Linked DNA regions of Homo sapiens: region 1 is linked to region 2. A link is a contact called in ENCODE Hi-C or POLR2A ChIA-PET data. All regions are on one chromosome and are shown on one strand. The core of a region is the stretch at or near the end of the contact, and the rest is flanking DNA. Distances in the headings are between cores, read along the strand shown.

Region 1 (5,884 bases), core at 1-2,500, 530 kb before region 2:
CAAAAAGCACAGTCACCAGATATTACCTTCAAAGTTCTAGTCTATCTGTGTAAACACCGCCGTTGCCCATAACAAACCTTAATCCCATCAAAATTACTGCTACCACACCCCTCCAAAGAGAACCACTAAGGTGACCAAGATGTGTAGGAAAAACCATTTTAGTAAAAAAAAAATGTAAAAACTAATTAAAAATGAAGACTTAAGCATAATAAACAAGAAAAGCAACAGAAATACTAATTTGGTCCATTGCCTCACCCCATGGTGTTCTTAATCAAAACATTATATTCTCTTTACCAAACAACATAAAATAGCAATGCTAGAGAGGTGGAACACTTAACACAGCACTGAATGTGTGTCACAGCTCTGCCATTATTCATTGTGGGCAAGTCACTTAGAAGCCTCCATGTCTTCACTTGAAAATGGCAACAATCCTCAGCCTACCATGAAGTTAAAAAAAAAAAAAGAATATAATGAATCTACAAACTAAAAACTGTAAGCCAGGCGCAGTGGCTCACGCTTGTAATCCCAGCACTTTGGGAAGTGAGGTGGGTGGATCATTTAAGGTCAGGAGTTGGAGACCAGCCTGGCCAACATGGCGAAACCCCATCTTTACTAAAAGTACAAAAAATTAGTCAGGCATGGTGGCGCACGCCTGTTATCCAGTTACTGGGAGAAGGAGGCAGAAGAATTGCTTGAACCCAGGAGGTGGAGGTTGCAATAAGCCGAGACTGCACTCCAGCCTGGGCAACAGAGACTCAAAAAAACTATAAAAATAGGCTGGGCACAGTGGCTCAGTGGTTCAAGCCCATAATCCCAACAGTTTGGGAGGCTGAGGTGCGAAGATTGCTTGAAGCCAGGAGTCTAAGACCAGCCTAGGCAAGAAGACTCTGCCTCTACAAAAAAAAGTAGATTAAGCTGGGCATAGTAGCTTCAGATAGTCCTAGCAACTTGGGAGGCTGAGGTGGGAGAATAGCTTGGGCCCAGGAATGAGCTGCAGTGAGCCAAGATCATGCCAGTGTACTCCAGCCTGGGCAACACAGCAAGTCCCTGTCTCTTAAACAAAAAAACTATAAAATGTAAGGAAATAATGACTTTTTGAGTACAGATGGTGGTGCCAGGTTGAATAACAGTTCATCTGCATTATCATTCTTACAAAAAGGAAAAATATTTCCTAGGTATAAAAATACAACTGATGCTCTAGGGAGGCCCTGGCCGGGGAAACGAGTTGCATTTGTCGGCTCAGCTGGCAACAGTGGCGGGAGCAGAGCTGGCGGGGCCTGTGCAACTGCCTGGGTTTGTGAAATGGCTGCTGACGTTTCCGATTCCAATAGGGCTGACTGCAAAGGAGACCCAAGGAACAGAGCCAAGTTAGATGCTGATTACCTACTTTGAGTCCTTTATTGTGGAGTCTGTTCATTACCAATAGAGTACTGTGAATATATGCCTGATGTTGCTAAATGTAGACAATGATTAGAGAAGAATTTTCCAAATGAATATGCAAAACTTACTGTGGAAAATTCACCCAAACAAGAAGCTGGAATCTGTCAAGGTCAAGGAACAGCAGGGGAAGAAGAGGAGAAGAAAAAACAGAAGAGAGGTGGAAGGGGTCAAATAAAACAAAAAAACAAAGACGGTACCACAAAAGGTTACTATAGCCAAAATTCCCAGAGCAAAGAAATATGTGACAAGGGTTGTGGCCTTGTAACTTTTGAAATTGATCTTAAATCACACAAAGATTTTTTGCTCAAAAATTCTCCTGTGGTGCCTCAGTAACAGAGGAGGATGAAATTATCATTCAAGGAGACTTTACAGATGACATAATTGAGGTCATTCAGGAAAAACAGACAGAAGTAGATGATGACAGCATCGAAGATCTTGGAGAAGAAGTGAATTTGAAAATTTGTCTGTAGTTAATGGCCTGAACTGACAGTAGATATGGCCAAAGGGAGAGAGGCCTACATATATATATATATATATATATATATATATGTATTCTACAGTAAAACTGTAGACTGCCTTCGTTCTTGGCATTTTCCCTGTTCTGTACAAGGCTGCTTATTTTTTTATTGCCAAAGTCAAATAAACAGGAGAGACTGTCATGCTCATACATGAACAGAATTTAGTCAAATAAAAAATTTTGGTTATTTGGTACTTTTTTTTTTTTTTTTTGAGACGGAGTCTCACACTGTCGCCTGGGCTGGAGCGCAGTGGTGCGATCTCGGCTCACTGCAACCTCGACTTCCCGAGTTCAAGTGATTCTCCTGCCTGAGCCTCCCGAGTAGGTGGGATTAGAGGCACCCGCCTCCACACCCAGCTAATATTTTGTATTTTTAGTAGAGATGGGATTTCACCATGTTGGCCAGGCTGGTCTCGAACTCCTGACCTAGTGATTGGCCCACCTAGGCCTCCCAAAGTGCTGGGATTACAGGCATGAGCCACTGCGCCTGGCCTTTCTCTTTCTCTCTTTTTATTTTTTGAAAAACCCGGTAGACTTTGCGGTGACCATTTTTGTTGATTATTTTACTGATCTAAAGCTGAGTGATTTTTTAAAAGAATTTGAATTTGGCTTCCTCACCAATAATATGTCTCCTTGCTTCTCTGATGTGATAGTTTTGAGATGGGTGAGAATCTAATATATCTGTGGTTGAATTTGCTTTGCTGTTATCAAGTCCACCCTATGGGCACAATAACATACTGTTGGTAGGAGTTGTTGGAGCTATTCTGGAGATTATTTGGTAAAGTATACTAAAAGCCTTAAAACCACGTATGTGCACTGTTTGAACCAGTAAGCCACTTCTTTGAAATTAGAAGACATTAGAAGAAACAATAAGCCTTGCAATAAAACTTATGGATGAAAGTATTCATCACAATATGATTTATAATAAAAAATTGCAAATGTTATAAGTGAACAATTGGAAAATGGTTAAGGAAGTGATGGTGCACTGTGTGGTATGTTTATGTTTAAAGATGTGGTATGCATATGTTTAAAGAATCATATTTTCTAAGATTATTTGGAAACATGTTTGGTAATGTCAAGTGGGGGCACCCCAGATACATTTTAGACATTTAATCATCATCGTTCTGAGAGGAAGGCCATTCAGAGATGCTAGAGGTTCTTATTCTGGATATAAATTACATGAGTAAAATTCTACTAACCAATTAAAAATAATGTACAACCATGTTCAATATACAGTCCTGGAAATAGCAATTATGTCTTTTCACAAGAGAAAATGACAGTTTTAATGCTCCATCAGATGAATTCGAACTTTAAGTCAGGTGCTGCAAATTGGAAATAAGACTTGTGGTGTTTTAAACTGCTGTGGACACTTAAGAAACTTAGAACCCATGAAACCGCTGCTTATTGCCATGCAAATTACAATCTTGAATGACTGTTTTTTAAAAATAAAGTAATAGAAAAACGTGTAATAAAGACGTAAAATTAAAAAATGAAAAAATACAACTGGTTATATAATATTGTACTCCATCATTAAATGCTAACATTTCTGACAAGTCCTAAGATTTTATCATCTTAAAAACATACCAAAATAAAGTTGGTACTAACCGAAATCTCATCTTCTTCATCTGGTTTCCATTCACATTCTTCTTCCGTAGGTTCATAAATTGCATTAATAATTTCAAATCGCTAAAATGATTTAAAAAAAAAAGGCTGTATAAAAACACTGGCATCCAAGCTAAAACCAGTGGTTTCTCACTAAGAAGTCTTACAAATTTAACAAATGCATACCACAACTTTAACTGCTATTATTGATAGTTCCTCCAAGTGCTGCCTCTAATAACAATTTCAATGAGAGTTCTAAAGATTAACCTCTTCCAAGTCTGCTTATGTTTCTAGAATTCGTCTTCTAGAATGTTAAATTAAACAAAGTAGGAGAAAGCATTACCTTATCAAATAGAGGCTGATAGAGAACAGCATACTTCCTTTCAAGATCGTGAACTTCCTCATAGAATTTGGCTTCTATCTGTGCACATTTAACTTGCAGGTTTTTGAGAGCATTCACTCGTCTTTTAACTACCCTAGGCAGGCTGAAAGGTTAGAAATCAGTTATATAGCATCAGAGTAAAATGGAAGTCACACTTCTTTTGTCATACTGAAACTGAAGCATTGGAGTTAGTGAATGACAGGTTTTTTATCTGAAGCAAAAGGTAGATTCAAAGTAAATAAAAATCAAATAGATATAAATACATTGATCCACTGGCTATATTTCAAAAGTAGAAATGTAACTGGGTAAATTGATAAACAAAATGTAAATCATATTGTCAACCCTAAATCTTTACCCAAGTTAAGTGTTGGACTTGTCATTGCTGAAGTCATGGACAGACCATCTTAATTCTGAGAACAATGATTACTTGGATTTTTCTTTTACATATATCTCACCCATACAAGTTATTAGGAAAAAGGAGGGGAGCATAGACATATCAGGAAAAAGGACAAGATTCCACACACCATTATTTTTTTAGTCTCCATATTTAATTAGGAATTAGTAATTACATTATTAAATACAAGTGTAACATACTATAAAGAGGAGACATGTATTTTTAAAATAACAGCTTTAGGGCCAGGTGCTATGGCTCACAACTGTAGTCCCAGCACCTTGGGAAGCCGAGGCAGGTGGATTCCTTTAGCCCAAAAACTCAAGACCAGCCTGGGCAACATGACAAAACCCTGTCCTTACAAAAAATACAAAAATTAGCTGGGTGTGGTGGTGCATGCCTGTGGTCCCAGCCACTTGGAAGGCTAAGATGAGAGCATCACCTGAGCCTGGGATGTCGAGGCTGAATTGAGCAAGATTGCACCACCACTGCACTCCAGCCTGGCTGACAGAATGAGACCCTGTCTCAAAAATAAATAACAGCTTTGATGAGATAAAGTTCATACACCATACAATGAACTGTGAAGCACTATTTTGTTAAAATTTTATTTTAGGTTTAGGGGTGTATGTGAAGGTTTGCTATACAGATTATTTTATCACCCAAGTATTAAGCCCAGTACCCAATACTTAATTTTCTGCTCCTCTCCCTCCTCCCACACTCCACCCTCAAGTAACCCCAGTGTCTGTTGTTTCCTTCTTTGTGTTCATGAGTTCTCATCATTTAGCTCCTACTGGTAAGTAAGAATGTACGATATTTGGTTCTCTGTTCATGTGTTAGTTTGTTAAGGATAATAGCCTCTAGCTCCGTCCACGTTCCCACAAAAGACATGATCTCGTTCTTTGTATGGCTGCAAGTATTACGTGGTGTATACATTTTCTGTATCAGATCTGTCACTGATGGGCATTTAGGTTGATTCCATGTCTGCTAATGTGAACAGGGGGCACTGATTTTTAAAAGGTTATACACACTAGGTTATGAGTCTCCTAAAGAATGATTAAACCTCTCTAACAATAAATGTTCACACTTAAAATTTAAATAACTTCAGGGAATCTGTGCAACAGATACAAAATCCAGGTTAAACTTTCCTGCCACAAACTTTTGTAAATCAAATAATTCACTTACTTAGCCACCAGTTTACTTAAGATTATTAGAAATAAAAAACAAACACTTGAAGATATCAACTTTCTATTTCTGTTAATTTTAAGTGAAAAGCACTATTCTGCCAAGGTGGTGAACTGGCATGGGCTTCTGGCTTTTCTTGCTCCCCCAAAAAGCTAATCCCAGAAACTTTAGAACAAGAATGAAGTAACTACTGAGGCACACACACACCATAAGCAATTTCAGGTAAGACTGGAGGTTGTGTTTAACTGTACAGGGTAACCAACAACTTAGGGAGGGAATGGCCACAGCAGGTAGCAGTGCGGACAAACTGGAAGATAGCAGTTCCGCAAGAAAGCTTTTTAAGTTCTGCTCCTGCCTTGCAACAATCGTT
Region 2 (5,738 bases), core at 306-2,805:
TATGTATACACATTCTGTTGGTTTGGTTTCTCTGGACAACCCTAACTAATATAACAAGCTTAAAAATTAGTTCTATAAAACAGGGCTAAGAAATGATTCTTTATTATACTTTAAGAACAAGATCCTCTGCAATCCCTATTTACTTTTATCTTTGAATGTTAAGTAAAAATAGCAGAATTCTAAAATAACCTACAGAAATAAGTCAAGATTCATTATATTTTCTATAATACAAGAAGTTTTACAAAGCTATTCATCATAAAATACATAAATTTTTGCAAGGAACCTTGTGGACTGAAAAAACAGCCAAAACAAATCTGCCACATACAGGCCCCAGAATGTGGTTTTATAATCTGTCCACTTAGGAAACTGTTCCAATTATCTTCACAAATTCAGTATTGTGAGAATGTGTCTAGGTGTTAATTATCATTTTAGAAGGAAGTCAGCTCTCCTACACAGCTAAGAATGCTAACAGTCTCCAATTTTAACTTGTTCTCTTATACAAGATGCTGTTTTGGGAAGTATTTAGTTGCCCCCTGCTGGCCATACAATTGCAGGATTCATTTTTTAAAAAGTTCTCAGTAGATTGCAGATGATAATGATAAACTTCTGAAGAGATGCATTCAACTTTTTCATCAGATGAATTCACAATAGACTTCCAATGCTCAATTGAGATACGTAAGTTAATAAAAAAAATTTTTTTCCCCACCACCTGGTATAGGGTGAAATGTTCCAGCAGGAAGACTTTAAGCTAGATCAGTGGGAGAACAGGATGAGATGTAGGAGGAGTGACTGAGGGGCTTCACAGGCTCCCTTTCTTCTTTAACTTTTGTTTTAGGTTGAGGAGTACATGTGCACGTTTGTTATATAGGTAAACTCATGTCATGGGGGTTTGTTTTACAGATTATTTCGTTACCCTGGTACTAAGCCTAGTACCCAGAAGTTATTTTTTCTGCTCCTCTCTCTTCTCTCACCCTCCACCCTCAAGTAGGCCCCAGTGTCTGTTTTTCCCCTGTTTGTGTCCATGAGTTCTCATCATTTAGCTCTCACTTATAAGTGAGAACATGCAGTATTTGGTTTTCTGTTCCTGTGTTAGTTTGGTAAGGCTAATGGCCTCCAGCTCAATCCATGTTCCCACAAAAGACATGATCTCATTCTTTTTTATGGCTGCATAGTATTCCATGGTGTCTATGTACCACATTTTCTTTATTCAGTCTACCATTGATGGGCATTTAGACTGATTCCATGTCTTTGCTATTGTGAATAGTGCTGCCCAAAATTCCTAAACACAATTTTCTTTCTATAATACTCATGTCATATTTTATGTCTCTTCATATCCTTTTTAAAACCATATGGAAATAATTTACCAAATTGAGAGGAAAAAAACACTTGTTCAAGAAGCTTAAAAACTATATTTTTATCCTGTCTCTGCTACTAACTCTCAGGCTAATCTTGAGCAAGACTCTTTAACTTTTGGCAGTGATAAATATGTTTACAAATTTTGATTTTCATTCCCGAAAGTTTCTTCATGCTATTTTGTAATTTCTTCTTCCTGCCACTCTTGGGACTTTCCCATCCTCAAGTTACCACTGATCCACTCTCTGTCACTGCAGATTAATTTGCATTTTCTTGATAAGAAAATTATTTTATTTTATTTATTTATTTTTGTTTTGAAACAGAGTTTCGCTCTTTTTGTCCAGGCTGGAGTGCAATGGCGTGATCTCAGCTCACTGCAACCTCTGCCTCCCAGATTCAAGTGACTCTCCTGCCTCAGCCTCCCAAGTAGCTGGGATTACAGGCACGTGCCAACATGCCTGGCTAATTTTGTATTTTTAGTAGAGATGGGGTTTCATCATGTTGGCCAGGCTGGTCTCAAACTCCTGACCTCAGGTGATCTGCTAGCCTCGGCCTCCCAAAGTGCTGCGATTACAGGCATGAGCCACCATGCCTGGCCGAAGAAAATAATTTTTAAGCTTACTAGCTAAGACACTTTATAAAATGAGATATGGAAAAAATGTAAATGCTTTATAAATATTTTTAAAAATTGAGTTTCCCTATCTTGAAACCTGAGGTGCAGTGTGATGCAGTGGTTAAAAGCTTAACCTTGGGGCCAGGCACGGTGGCTCACACCTGTAATCCCAGCACTTTGGGAGACTGAGGCAGATGGATCACCTGAGTTCAGGAGTTCGAGACCAGCCTGGCCAACATGGTGAGACCCCATCTCTACTAAAAATTTAAAAATTAGCCAGGCATGGGGGTGCATGCCTGCAATCTCAACTACTTGGGAGGCTGAGGCAGAATAATTGCTTGAACCTGGGAGACAGAGGTTGCAGTAAGCTTAGATAGCACCACTGGAAAAAAAAAAAAAAAGCAAAAAGCTTAAACTTTTAAGCCAGCAAATGCGGGCCTAGGTCTTGGGTCTTGGCTCTGTTATTTACTAGCTGTATGATGTTGGGCAAGTTACTCAACACCCTGAGGTTAACAGTTTCCCCATGCTTAGAGAAACAGATAATAATAGCATCTATCCTCATAAAGATGTTGTGCAATTGCATACAAAACACTTAGCTCAGTGCTGGGCCTGTACATAAAAAACCTCAGGGTTGACTACCAATGGTAGTCATCTATCTTTAGACATTTCAAAGAGCATCACCTTAATTCTAAGAAAAGGAAATGAGAAATGAGAACCCTGGCCATGCAGCCAGTGCAATCCTAAGGCAATCATTTTAGAAATGTTTTGTGAGGATTATCATAGTTCACTGTGTCAGACATGGTATCCAGCTGACTCTGACTCAAGCCCTTTTCTTAAGCACCCCATTGGTTTTCTTTCCTCATAACTCTTTCTCCAAGTGTCATGGTATCCCTTTCTTTGTAATTCCATTCCTCCCCCTCAAACATATGACCTGACAGTCATCTCATTTCACCTTTGTGATTTGACATATAACTTGGCCAGAGCAGAGTGATAGTCATCACTTGAGATGGCAGGCATGGTGGAAATAGAGATAATTGAAGAAACAAGGCTTATTTGTGAAAAATGTTCTTTAATAGTTTTATCCCTTGTATTCAAGTACTTCTGTTGCTCTTTTTTGAGCTCTGCCAGGTTTACACTTATTAAATTTCTCTCCCTACAATGGAAACTACTTGAACCCCACTTGCCAGCCTAGCCCAATTTAGTATCTTGGGCCAATTCTAATTTTATGAAAGAGAGAGTTAAGATGCTGTATCTTGAGATTTGCATAGAGAAAGCACCTTTAGCATGCTTTCTTCCATGAACTTTTAGCACTGCCTCATTATAGTGTAGAGAAATATATGGGTAGGGGGTAATTAATTTCTGAGGAGGAGAACCTCCTGCCTACCATCCCTCCTAACTTGTAGCATACCATTTATACAAGTTTATTCTCTTCTGCTATCTTAGCCTGGCTTCTTCCCTGAAATCGGAGTCTGAGACAATAACTTCTGTGCGGATAGTTGATTTTGGGAAGAGATCCCAGTGAATAGGAGTGAGGGGCTAGGAAAATTAAGACATGAAAGGAAGGAAAGCTAACTCAAGAATACATTAATCAATCTGAACATTGTTGTAGGTAACTCAGGCTCATTTCTCTGGATCTTTGAATAGCTACCTAGAATTGTCTGCCTTCCCCCAATGTGGCAGACATATCCTAAGGTAACCCCCAATGATCTCTGCCTTCTGGTATTAATGACCTTCTTTATGCCCCTCACCGTAAGACTGGGTAGAACTTGTGAACTGCTTCCAGCCAGAAGAATAAGGCAAAGGTGATAGGATGTTACTCCCATGATGTAATGTAATACATGCATTACAATATATGACAAATGTGATGGGATATCACTCCCATGATTATGTTATATTATGTAAGAATCTGTCTTGATAGCCGACTCACTCTCTCACTTTCCTGCTGGTCTTGAAGAAACAAGTTGTCATGTTATGAACTGCCTATCGGAGAGGACCATGTGGCAAAGAACTCAGAGGTGGCTTGTAGAAGCTGAGAGCCAACAGAAACAAAACAAAACAAAATCTTGAAGCTCTCAGTCCTGTGACTGTAAGGAAATGAATTCTCCCAACAACTTGAGAGAGTTTGGAAGAAGATTCTTCTTTCTTCAGGCTTTCAGATGGGAACATGGTCCAACCAACACCTTCACTGTAGCCTGGAGAGACCCCAAAGTAGAAAACCCAACTAAGGTGTATCTGGACTCCTGACCTACAGAAAGAGAGATAGTAAATGTGTGTTATTTTAATGTGTTCAACTTGTGTTAATTTGTTACATCGAATTGGAAAACTAATAGAGATTTTGGTGCCTAGAGGTAGAATGCTACTGTAATAAATATGTAAAAATATGTCTGTGGCTTTGAAACTGATCAGTGGACAGAGACTAGAAGAATGCTTGAAAAGTATGATAGACAAATCCCAAATCACTGCGAACAAACTCTCAGTAGAAATGTGGATATTGAAGACTGCTGTTGAGGACTCAGAAGGAAGTAAGGAACATGCTATAGGAAACTGGAAGAAGGGAGATCCTTGTTATGTACTGGCGTAAAGCTTAGTGAAATTATTTCTTGCAATTACGTTGAAAGCAGAACTTGTAAATGGATGAATTTGGTTATATAGTTAAGGAGATTTCCAAGCAAAGTGTTGAAGGGGACAACTGGTTTCTTCTTGCTACTTACAGGAAAATTCAAGAAAAGAGACAAATTGAGAGAAGAACTATTAAGCAAAAAGGAATCAGGACTTGATAATTTAAAAAATCCTCATCTTCCCCAGATGGCAAAAAATATTAACAGTTGGAGATGGCTTTTGGGCACTGTCAGAAAAGCCTACTCTAGAGAAAATGCACTTGAAGTTACTCTATAATCTTTTTTAAAGCCCCCAAAAGATCAAAGGTCAGAGTACTCAGGGGTATTTCAAGATACGGCCCTTAGATTTGAAAAGATCTAAGGGTATGCCTCAGATCCTCTCAATCACACTATTGAGCCTCTAGGAAGCTTAAAGGAGATGGAATTATTTTTGAAACAATCTGTAGATGTGGCCTTTGTCTGATAAGAGTGAATGCCACTGAAATACAGAAAGAACCACAACATTCTTGAGAAAATTATTTCTGCAGAAACAGTGCCAACTTGGAATAAGACAGACAGAAAGACTAGAAAATGAAAAGAGGCTGTCAGACCTCCAAAATTTTACTGGCAGAAAGCAGGCTGATAAAACTACTCATCTGCAAACACATGCTACCTTCCATGAAAAAGGAAGAATGACTCAGATGGTGGAACCAAGAACCCAGAAAGCAGAGCCAAGAGCCATGAAGAATCATTCCCAAGCCTAGAAACTTAATTAAGGAACTTCCAATAAATCCAGTTGTATTTCAAAACTGCTATAGACTAGTGACTCCTTTTTACTACCCATTTCCCCTATTTTTAAACTGGAATGTCTATAGCTATTATCCTGTGTCTGTCCCACCATTGTATGTTGGGTGTGTTGGAGGCAGATAACTCATTTCCTTGGTTTCAGAGGTCCATAGTTAGAGAATAATTGTGTCCAGGAGCTTTACTTAACAGGTTATACGTAGGAGGCTCATCTGCACCTGGACTTGATTCACATGATGAAATTTTAGAATTTGAGCTGATGCTATAATGAATGAAACTCTTGGGAACTGATATGGTTTGTCTCTGTGTCCCCACCCAAATCTCATCTTGAATTGTACTCCCACAATTCCCATGGGTTGTGGGAGGGGCCC

The links. A loop is a pair of places that touch in the nucleus more often than their neighbours do. ChIA-PET counts read pairs that join two places held with the same protein, here RNA polymerase II (POLR2A). Pooled maps may share reads with other maps.
Region 1: a loop to region 2 is called in a map with no recorded cell type, with 5 times the contacts of the local background. The contact joins two enhancer-like sites. A Hi-C loop is called at or near these places in 3 of 168 maps with a recorded cell type or tissue (A673, K562 and heart left ventricle), 1 of 37 single-sample maps with no recorded cell type and 1 of 50 pooled maps. POLR2A ChIA-PET finds 5 or more read pairs at or near these places in 1 of 52 experiments (activated T-cell).

The regions. Positions count from the first base shown.
Region 1 is chr12:76,056,236-76,062,119 of GRCh38, forward strand. It overlaps NAP1L1 (nucleosome assembly protein 1 like 1), which reads right to left. Exons shown (of 15, transcript NM_004537.7): 5 at 3,903-4,044; 6 at 3,563-3,643. It also overlaps the pseudogene DENRP2. Among named protein-coding and RNA genes, the nearest start is that of NAP1L1, 26 kb to the right of the region's middle. RefSeq lists an enhancer at 1-17. Within about 2 kb of position 1,251, at least 2 of the 41 ENCODE cell types and tissues checked have a DNase peak (open chromatin) inside an H3K27ac peak, as active enhancers do.
Region 2 is chr12:76,586,461-76,592,198 of GRCh38, forward strand. The region is part of intron 3 of LOC105369850 (a long non-coding RNA gene); the gene reads left to right. Among named protein-coding and RNA genes, the nearest start is that of OSBPL8, 30 kb to the left of the region's middle. RefSeq lists a silencer at 2,695-2,895. Within about 2 kb of position 1,556, at least 3 of the 41 ENCODE cell types and tissues checked have a DNase peak (open chromatin) inside an H3K27ac peak, as active enhancers do.